Linked DNA regions of Homo sapiens: region 2 is linked to region 1. Evidence: chromatin loops called from intact Hi-C (ENCODE). Cell type or tissue: PC-9. All regions are shown on one strand. Links, peaks and the distances in the headings refer to the core of each region. The heading gives the core; the rest is flanking DNA.

Region 1 (5,373 bases), core at 116-5,115:
TAAGTGACATTCCAAGTGCAGTCTTATAATATCAGAGCCATTTGGTTTTCAATGACTAACTTCTAATGCACTAACTACTTATGCTTTTTTTCTTCATTATTCCAATCAGAACACATGTATTGAGTATCCGTTATGTGTTATGTACTGTGCTAAGGAAATAAGACAAAAGTGAACGTTGGGTGGGCATAGTGGTTCACGCCTGTAATTGCAACACTTTCAGAGGCTAAGGCAGGAGGATTGCTTGAACCCAAGAGTTTGAGGCCAGCCTAAGCAACATGGTGAGGCACCATCTCTACAAAAAATTAAAAAATTAGTCAGGCATGGTGGCATCTGCCTGTAGTCCTAGCTACTTCGGAGGCTGAACTGGGAAGATCACTTGATCCCCAGAGCAAGGCTGCATTGAGCTGTGATCATACCACTGCACTCTAGCTTGGGTGAAAGAGTGAGACCTTGTCTCAAAAAAAAGAAAAAAAAAAAAAAAGAATGTTTACTGAGAGCTACCTATGTGCCAGGCATTGGTCTAAGCCATTTACAAGTGTTGAATCCTTATTATTGAATCCTTACAACAACCTGTTAAGTCAGGTTACTATTATCACCCTCATTTCACAAAGAAAGAGGCTGAGGCAGAGAAAGATTAAGCCACTTGCCCATGATCTTACAAGCTGGTAAGTGACCAGGCCAGGAGATCAGGCTCTAGAGTCTGTCCTTTTCCCCGTCTGGCCACAGAGAACTGAGGCGAGCTCTGGCTGGGGAGGAGTTAAACCCTGGACAAGAATCTCAGTGCGGGGCAAGAAGACCCAACATAGAGTATAAGCTCCAGGAGGGCAGGGGGTTTTGTTCCCTCCTGCATCTCTGGGGTCCAGGACAGGGTCTGGATTCATGGTAGATTCTTAGTCAATATCTGTTGAATCAATGAATGAGTAGACATATGTAAGGTGCCAATTCAGTAATACTGGAGCCCAGAGTGAGTGTGGGAGAGGGAGGAGGAGACCAGGAAAGGCAAATGAGATGTGGGGCTGGAAGAGCTTGGTGTGACCTGCCACGGAGCTTGCATTTCATCCTAGGGCGGGGGACACCACAGGCGATGTAACCTAAAGAAGTGGCAGGCTCAGATTTGCATTTTAGAAAGAGATACCTGGTAGGCATGCAGGGACAGAGTCAGAGATGCGAGTGGGGTGTCCTGGAGGAGGAGGCGGGAGGAGGATGGGCTAGCAAAGGCCCTCTCGAAATAGTCCAGGCAACAAAGAAGGCTGGGACTGTGGGGCTGCCGCCAAGGGAATGGATTCCAAGGAGCTCCAGAACTCGATGATCCATCAGATGTGGGTGGTGAGAGAGGGGGCAGAGATGAAGATGTTGGTGGTTTCTGGCTTGGGAGAAGCCAGTTTGGTGACAGCAATCTAGATAGGCGATGTGTGTGGAAGAACAGGTTTTCGGTGTAAAGATAGAAAATTCAGATGACAGAGCTTTTAAGTGTCTATAGGGTGTCCTCACAGGCAGCAGGAAGTGTGGATCTGAAGGAGGTCAGGACCGGAAATACAGATTTGGAAGCCACAAGTGAGGAAAATGCTCTGGGAGAGTATGGAGGAGACAAAAGGGATGACCAAGGACAAAAGCCTGGGAAGAAGGGGGCTCAGGGAGGAAGGTGTAGAACTTGGGGGAGCAACAGGAAGGATTTTGAGAGGGAGGGAGAGGCCTGCAGGGTTGCTCACTGTAGAGGGGTCATGATGATGATGGGGTGCTGGGAGAAAGAAGCTGCTGCAAAAGGTTTTGGTGGGAGGGTTGGGGGTGGGGACAAGGCTGCTGTAGGAGGCTGAGTGAGGACAATTTATTCCAAAAGCTCCCCAATTTATTCCAAAATCACCCAGGTGATACCCAGACAAGAAGAAAGGGCAGGGAGCTGTGGCTCTCAGTCTTGGCCACCCAAGGCACTCTTCTGGGGAGGTCCTGGCCCCACCTTAGAGATTTTTATTTAATTGGTCTGGGGTGGGGCCTTTCAGACTTTCAGCCAAGACTGAGAACCTTTGTCAGGGAGGATTTTTTAAGTTTTTATTTTATAACATGGAAAAATCTTAAGCTCGCTTATAGGATGAGGGGAAGGAGTGGGTGGGGAGGAGAGGGAGAAAATCCAGAGGTGTGGGGGTGGCTGTGGGAGCCAATCCCAGCCACAGGAGGGGAGAATCTGGAGGAGCCCCTGGGGACAATGGGATGGAGGCGGGTGTGGACGCATTGGAAAGCAGCCTGGGAGACCCATCTAGCATCTGTGGGCAGAATAGTGAGGGGCTTTAATGTTTGGTGGCTTCTGGAAGTGAGCTAGCCTGAGGAGCGTGGGGAGGTGAGGTAGGGAAGCGGGGTCCACTGGAAAAATGCAGGCTTTGGTGCCGCAGCCAACGGAGAAGGCAGGGGAGAGGCTGGAAGGCTCTGGTCTCCATGCTAGTGGGAAGCCGGGTTTTGTCCTGGGCTGCGCTGCCTGGCAGAGGCATTTCTCTGGCCACACCAGCAGCCCCTTTGGCTGGGTGTGGCGGGAGAAGAAGGAGCTGTGAGGGAGTTGAGGGGCATGGGGAGGACAAAGGTTGTGCAGATGTGTGTGATGGAGAGGAGGGAACAGGAGGTGGTCAGGGCAGGGCTTGGGGCTGGCCAGAGATGAAAGGGGAAGCAATCACAGCCCGAGGGCTGGAGTGTGATTGGGAGGCTAAGGTTTGAGTTGCTGGCACTCCCTGGGCTGCAGCTACAATGGGTAGAGTTGGCAGGAGGTGCTGGATCCAGGTATGGAGTAAGGACTCCTGCCAAGTTCTCAGGGGTGGAATGGAAATAAGAAAAAGTCAGGAAATGGTCAGATTCCAGTCTTGTAAGTACTGTCAAGGATTTCACACTTTGTCCTACAGGCAGTAAGCAGCTGTTGGAATCACTCAGCAGGGGAGTCACGGGATGAACGGGAGGCTTTAGGGTGAACCTGCACAGTTCTTTGCAGTCTGGATTGCAAACTGAAGATCTGGAACTGAAGATTTGGGAGATTAACTAGGTCACAATTGCAATGAGACCAATCACCTCTGGGTGGGGTGGGATGTGCAGTTTGACAGGTTTAACCACCACCCCGGCCCTGGTTCCCTCTCCCACACCTCCAGCAAGTGTGCTTCAAGCCATCTTTTTGTTCTGTTTTGTTTTGTTTTGTTTTGTTGAGATGGAGTCTTGCCGTGTCGCACAAGCTAGAGTGCAGTGGCATGAGCTTAGCTTACTGCAACTTCTGCGTCTTGGGTTCAAGCAATCCTTCTGCCTCAGCCTCCTGAGTAGCTGGGATTGCAGGCAACTGCTACAATGCCCGGCTAATTTTTGTATTTTTAGTAGAGACGGGGTTTCTCCATGTTGGCCAAGCTGGTCTGAAACTCCTGACCTCAAGTGATCGCCCGCCTCAGCCTCCCAAAGTGTTGGGATTACAGGCATGAGCCACTGCACCCAGCTTCATCAAGCCATCTTTGAGTTCACAGTAAAAACCTAGAAGGTAGGATGAGACCCATGCTTCTGTTCCAGAGGGAATTTCCTCTAAATGTCCATGCCACACGCATCTCCAAGGACCCTGAAAATGGTCATCTGACACTTCTGTGTGCTGGGGACCAGCCCCTTGGGCTTAGACCCAGTAATTTCTTTATCTGTGCTAATTCCAATAATGGTCTGTGTAAAAGTAACAGTGGGAGGCCAGGAGGCTTCCAGACAGGAGAGGATGCAGGGGAGAGTATAGGTGAGCAGGCCGGAGGCTCTAGGCCCTATGCATTGCAGAGCCCAGCGCAGAAGTTCCAGCTCATTTAACTTAAGGTGTGTAGCGTATACAGAGGTTTTGGGATCAAGCAGATGTAAGCTAGATTCTCAGGTCTGCCACTAACTTGCAGGCAAATTATTTAACCTCTCTGGTCTCAATTTCCCTGCCAGTAAAATAGACATAATAATAGGATTTCCCTTTGTGGGTTGTCCATGAGGATTGAGCGAGGCAACTCGTGTAGAGAGCATAGCAGTGCTTCCACGTGGTTAGCTGGTAGATAGATATTGGCCATTTTTATTAATTCAACACATGTTTATTGGGTACTGCTATGGACTGGTACTGGGTACTTTAGGGGAGTTATGTCCCGCCCCCTGAAATTCATATACTGAAACCCTGACCCCCAGTGTAACTGTATTTGGAGATTGGGCTTTTAGGAGGTAATTAAAGTTAAATGAGGTCACAAGGATGGAGTCCTAACCTGACAGGGTTGGTGGCCATAGAAAAAAAGGAGGAGAGGAGGGAAGGCCACAGGAGGACAAGGTGAGAAGGCGGCCACCTGCAAGTCAGGACGAGAGCCCTCCTCAGAGCATGACCATGCTGGCACTTTGATCTTGGGCTTCCAGCCTCCAGACTTATGAAAGATAAATGCCTGTTGCTGAAGCCATCCAGTCTATGGTACTTAGTTATGGCAGCCTAAGCTGACAAAGACAGGTGCGTACTGCCTGGCAGCATGAGCCGGATGCTGCTGCAGCGTGCAATGAACAAGACAGATCTGCATTTTCCCAGAGGTGAGAATCTAATGAGAGGAGAAGAGAGGTGCACACAAAATAGTGCAAGTCGTGATAGGAAAAGGCTCTAAGAGAAGAGCAGGCAGGTTGTGCAGGCTAGGGCGGGGGCGGGGCAGAGTGGGGGAGATAAAGGAGTGCTGATATGCCACGGAGTGGCGGAGCATCAGAGAAAGACACCTGCTTCGGGTAGCCTGCAAGGCTGGAATGGTCCAGGGAAGAGGTGATGCTTCCGGGTAGGGGTGGTGGCAGGGATAGTTGCTGGAAGGGCAAGAGTGGGGAGCCATTTCAGAGATGTTTCCCCATAGTTTTAGGAGCTGGCGAGGATGCAGTCAAGAAAACCTGGGGCTTCCTGAGACCCAGTCCGGCCAAGTAGGAGGAGGGGGCAGGAGGAAGACCATGCTGGGAAGCAGATTCTGATGGAAATGAAGCTGGGACCAACCAGGTGGGGTGTTTTTGTTTGTTTGTTTGTTTGTTTTGGCACATTAGTTCAGAGAACTACTGGCTGAAGAAGCAGAGAGGAAGAGGAACAGAACGTGGAGCTGGGAAGAAGCTGCCACGTAATTGCCACGGAAAGAGTGGCTGTTGGCAGGAACTGCATTTAGGAAGCATGGTAGTGGGCCTGCCAAGGGAGGCGGTCATGATTCATGCCTGGGAAGTGCTCGAGGCCAGAACGGAGGTTGGAGGAGGCTCCGGGGCCTGGGGCGTGGTGGCCGTGGTAGACCGGCGGACGCTGGCGATGGCTGGGCTCAGGGTCTGGCTCAGGGGAGTGTTGCTGAGAGTTGCTGTTCCTAGAATTTGTAAAATCTGACTCTGGGGGCGGAGAGCCAGGAAAGG
Region 2 (5,373 bases), core at 156-5,155, 200 kb before region 1:
GTGGCAAGAAGAAGAAAAAGCAGAAGATGGTCCGAGCAGATCCCAGTTTATTAGGTGAGCACGGTCCTAGTCTCAGCTGAGTGTTGGAGGAGTGCAGGTGATACCAGTTATCCTGTGTGAGTTTCCATTGAGCATTGTTTTTCAAGAAGGGAAATATTTCTTTTTATCAATAACTAATGTTTTAACTGGTTCAAAATAAGTAGCCAGTATTTACTGGGCGTCTCAGTGCAGGACCTGTGCCTCATGTAATAACAACTTATATTGTATGGTGCTTTAAAGTATTGTTTGGTGCTTTAAAGTATTGTTTGATATTTAATATGAATTTCCCTGGAGGATCCTGAGTAATTTAGTTGGAAAATGATGCTAATAATGAACGATACTAAAAGTATGTTAAAAACTTAAATGCTTATTTGTATTGAAAGCAGACCATTAATCCGATCAGGTGTTCCAAGAAGAGAACCAGTATATGTTCATAATCACTCTATGTATCATATAATTCTCAGAATTACTTTGCATTATGAGGTGACATACCAGTTTCACCAATAATGAGTAGACCAAGGCACAGAGATTGAGAACATTTCCCAGTGTTACATAGCTTTCTGCTATGGGATGCTGGGATTTCAAGGCAGGCCTGTTTTCTTTCCACCCTTCTGTGTTACCCACGGCTATTTTTATCTAGCATTATGGACCATGCAAGGCAGGCTGGGCACGGTGGCTCACTTTGGGAAGCTGAGGTAGGTGGGTCACTTGAGGCCAGGAGTTTGAGACCAGCTGGGGTAACGTAGCGAGACCATATCTCTAAAAAAAATTTTAAAAACAGGCATGGTGGTGCCCACCTATAGTCCCAGCTACTTGGGAGAATGAGGCAGGGGGATTCCTTGACCAGGAGTTGAAGGCTGCAGTGAGCTGTGATCATGCCACTGCACTCTAGCTTCTCTGAAAAGGTGACATCTGAATTTGGGCTTTGAAAGAATGGCAGAAAGGATGGGGAATATTGTTTCAGGAATAACAAACAGTATAGGCTGCCCATGTTTTTTGCAACAGTGATGAAACTAACATTTTTTTTTTCTTTTTCTTTTTCTTTGAGATGGAGTCTCACTCTTGCTCAGGCTGGAGTGCAGTGGCGTGATCTCAGCTCACTGCAACCTCTGCCTCCCGGGTTCAAGCGATTCTCTTGCCTCAGCCTCCTGAGTAGCTGAGACTACAGGCACATGCCGCCACACCTGGCTAATTTTTGTATTTTTAGTAGAGAGGGGTTTTTGCCATGTTGGCCAGGCTGGTCTTGAACTCCTGACTTCAGGTGATCTTCTTGCCTTGGCCTCCCAAAGTGCTGGGATTACAGGTGTGAACCGCCACGCCCGGCCCTAAAATTATTTTCTATTTGTGAATGTAAAATTAGTGGCTATAAAACCATGTTGTCTGCAATAGAATACATTCGCAAGGATGGAAGTTCCGGTTGTTGTCCTGTCAGGAGGGCAGAACAGTGAGGAGGCTGCAGTATAGACTAGGTAAAAGATACCAGTGACTTGGAATAGGGTTTTGGTAGTGGGGATGAAAAGGAGTTAGATGGATTTCAGAAATGTAGGGGATAGAATTAACTGGACAAGAAGAGTGGAAAGGTCTCAGGCTTGGGGACCAGGATGGATGGATGGTGTTGCCATTTGCTGTGAAATGATAAGCAGTGGAACATGGCACAGGCTGAGGGGAATTGAGTGTTGACTGGGTTGAGTTTGAAATGTCTGTGGGACATCATGAAGAGCGTGAGACCCCGCACAGTGAGAGGCAGGTGGTAACCTTACTGTACCCTTGGTAGGATTCTCTCTTTCCCTCAGAGCCTTCCAGCCCTGGTGAAAACAACATGACAGTAAAACCTAACTTTTAGGACTGTCCTTTAGAATTGGTGCCTGAAGCCAGACGCGGTGACTCACGCCTGTAATCCCAGATCTTTGGGAGGCTGAGGCGGGTGGATCGCTTGAGGTCAGGAGTTGGAGACCAGCCTGGCCAACATGGTGAAACCTCGTCTCTAGTAAAAATACAAAATTAGCTGGGCGTGGTGGTGGGTGCCTATAATCCCAGCTACTCGGGAAGCTGAGGCAGGAGAATCACTTGAGCAGCCTAGGAGGCGGAGGTTGCAGTGAGCTGAGATCACGCCACTGCACTCCAGCCTGTGCGACAGAGTGAGACTCCGTCTCAAAAAAATAATAATTTAAAATAATAATGTTTAAAATATTATTTAAAAATAATAATAACAAAGAATTGGTGCCTGAAAGCTGGGTTTGGGAACTTGTAGATCTGGTGCAATTCTGTTTTCCTCTGCTTGTCTCAAAAGTTGATAAGGATGGATGGAGCAGCCTGAAATTTTTTCCAATTTGGATGAAATTGGTGAATAGATTTTAAAACATTCCTTAAATTCTAACTGTGGGTTCTAGCTAAGAAGCTTTGGGACTTGAGGATAGGCTGTTAGGGAAAAGGTTGCTCTGAAAATGAGGTCAGACCGTTTGGACTTAAATATTCCCTTGGATCTCATCTTCTATTTATAGATCTAAGAAAGGAAGGGACTTTAAAAACCTCACTATAAGGGTGTGGGAGATAGGTCATCCTAGGAGTAGAGTTTAAGGAATCCATATACCTTGAAGGGGAAGAAAAACAAACGTTGAACAAAGTATTGAGGATACTCACTGAGGTTATGAAAATTACTGCTCACCTAAACCTCACTCTGGAAATTCCTCTCATAATTGCTCATTTTTGTCCTATACTTATTTCATTTTCATTTATTACTTTTTAATTTACATATTTCATATAATTTGTATACTGAGAAAAAATTAATAACTATCCATTAGCTACACATTCCCCATGCATAAAATGGGAAAATGGGAAGTCTTCGTTGAAAAAGCAGTCACTGATGGAAAGAGAATTTTGCTTCTAAAACAAACCAGCAGAGGGGGCCACAGCCTCATTTTAATTATCAATATTCTCCAGTATCTCCTATCTTCAGTAGGCTTCCTCCACCTCCCGGGTTCAAGTGATTTCCCCTGCCTCAGCCTCCCGAGTGCTGGGACTACAGGTGCGTGCCACCACGCCAGCTACTTTTTGTATTTTAGTAGAGATGGGGTTTCACCATGTTGGCCCGGATGGTCTTGATCTCCTGACCTCGTGATCTGCCCGCCTTGGCCTGCCAAAGTGCTGGGATTATAAGGGTGAGCCACCGTGCCCGGCTGGCTTCCTCTTTTTTTAGAGCTCTTCAGGTGGTCATTGTGAATCAGCAACCTGCACTCAGATGTGATAAACACACAATACAGTTTCTCCCCAGACTTTCCTTGTAAGAACAACCTCACAAATCTTAAAGAACTCATGTGAGTGAGACTATGCTCTGAACCTCACAGAATGTCATCTTTAGAGCCAGGCATAGTGGATTGAATCCGTGTTTGTGTTGCCTTGGGTTTCACAGTACCCAGAACTTTCCCTTACATCAAATGGCTGAATTTGATAAAGAATGGCATTCAGCCAAAGGATGAATGCATACCTTGCTGGTTTTTTAAATGACAGTTAAATGAGAATATGTCTGTTTGCTAAAAGCCTAGACTGATAATTAACATATTAATCAACTTTTTTTGGCCACAGACTTTTCCCTTCCTGTCTTTGCATGAGTAAAATTAATTTAGCTTTTAAATTACACTTCCACTTCTTTTGCATATAGTTCATTATTGCCTTTTATCACATTTTATCTGTTCTTAAGATACACGTGAAGTCAATGAAAAATCTGCCTCAGAATAAAGTAGTATTTTATTTCATAGACTGGCCTTTAGGTTCTTGTACTTGCCTAATTAACTGTTACTTTAAAAACATAAACATTAGGGTCAGGCACGGTGACTCATGACTGTAATCCCAGCACTTTGGGAGGCCAGCGTGGGCGGATTGCTTGAATCCAGGAGTTGGGGACCAGCCTGGGCTACATGCCAAAACCTTGTCTCTACAAAAATTACAAGAATTACTTGGGTGTGGTGGCACCCGCTTATAGTCCCAGCTACTGGGGAGGCTGAGGTGGGAGGATCGCTTCAGCCTGGGAGGTGGAAGTTGCAGTGAGCCAAGATCACACCACTGCACTCCAGCCTGGGCGACAGAGTGAGACCTTGTCTTTAAAAATACATATATATGTATATATATATAAACACTAAGGCTGTCACTATTTTCAAGGGGGAAGAAAAAGACTTGTGGGTTATTGGAACACAGTTGATGGGGTCAAACTCAGGATGGGGTTTGGAATCCTAGCCTCTCCCTATATTTGGTCTTGTAAGCAGTTGGTACCACAGCTTTTTTGGTTAATAAATAGGCATGTTTATTTTTTTGAATCATGATATTTTTGAGTCAGTTAATTAAGGTATTTTATGTAAGGCATTTTTGTTTATTACTGTTACATTTCAAATGTGTATTTATTTGAAAACTTGAACATGAAAAAACAAGAGGCTGCAGAAAACCCAGCTAATATTAACAGAACTGCTTTTAGAATAAGGACATTGCCTGTTTACTTTTTGGTATTCAAATAACTAAAACAGTTTGGGATTTTATTCAAGGTAGAAGAACTGGAACATTTTTGGGGAGTCACTCAGTTTAAAGAGGCATTGTTCATCATTTTTATCAACCTCCAATTATAGAAGTTTTGGAAAAATTACATACATGTGACCATTGGGCATTCGGCATTAGGTTTTCTTTTTTTCTTTTTCTTTCTTTTTTTTTTTTTTTTTTTTTTTTGAGACAAGGTCTCACTCTGTTGCCCAGGCTGGAGTGCAGTGATGTTATCTCAGCTCACTAAAATCTCTGCCTCCTGGGTTCAAGCAATTCTTGTGCCTCAGCTTCCCGAGTAGCTGGGATTACAGGCGTGCAGCGCCACGCCCAGCTAATGTTTTGTATTTTGAGTAGCGACAGGTTTTTGCCATGTTGGCCAGTCTGGTCTCTAACTCCTGGCCTCAAGTAATCCACCCACCTCGGCCTCCAGTGTGCCCAGCCAGCATTAGGTTTTCAGCTGTCAGTTGTGTTTGTGAGTACTGCTTATTGCCTTCAATGGGTATGCTAGTACTGCTTTTTCTAAGCCAAATTCCCTTTTGGTTAATCAAACATTGCTAACTGAAATCTTTTCCTTTGCAGATATATTTACAGTAGATCGAGTTAGAGTACTTTAATCTTCTTGCTCTGTCTACTGTGGGAAAGAGAATATGCGAGGACTCTAAGGATCTTAATAGTGTGTCTTCCATGGAGCCTCTTACCCTGAGTATCAAAAGCTCTGGGCCAGAACTTTCATAAAGTTTTTGACTGGTGGGAAGAAGTATTCCCATTAAAGTGGGTTGAGGTTTAAAGGGGTATTAATCCCACTCAGAT

The links. A loop is a pair of places that touch in the nucleus more often than their neighbours do. Peaks named below come from ENCODE experiments on the same cell type or tissue, not always from the same donor. Only the 100,000 strongest peaks of a DNase experiment are listed, where the experiment ranks them.
Region 2: it touches region 1 in a loop (11-fold over the local background); 50 of 110 quality-filtered maps call a loop at or near these places.

The regions. Positions count from the first base shown.
Region 1 is chr2:233,046,614-233,051,986 of GRCh38, forward strand. No RefSeq gene overlaps it. Among named protein-coding and RNA genes, the nearest start is that of INPP5D, 11 kb to the right of the region's middle. In PC-9, for the core only: a CTCF peak has its summit at 3,171; a DNase peak (open chromatin) is centred at 2,898; H3K27ac peaks cover 1,668 bases.
Region 2 is chr2:232,850,356-232,855,728 of GRCh38, forward strand. GIGYF2 (GRB10 interacting GYF protein 2) reads left to right here. Exons shown (of 29, transcript NM_001103146.3): 28 at 1-54. Among named protein-coding and RNA genes, the nearest start is that of SNORC, 17 kb to the right of the region's middle. In PC-9, for the core only: a CTCF peak has its summit at 3,005; DNase peaks (open chromatin) are centred at 3,330 and 3,936; H3K27ac peaks cover 2,702 bases.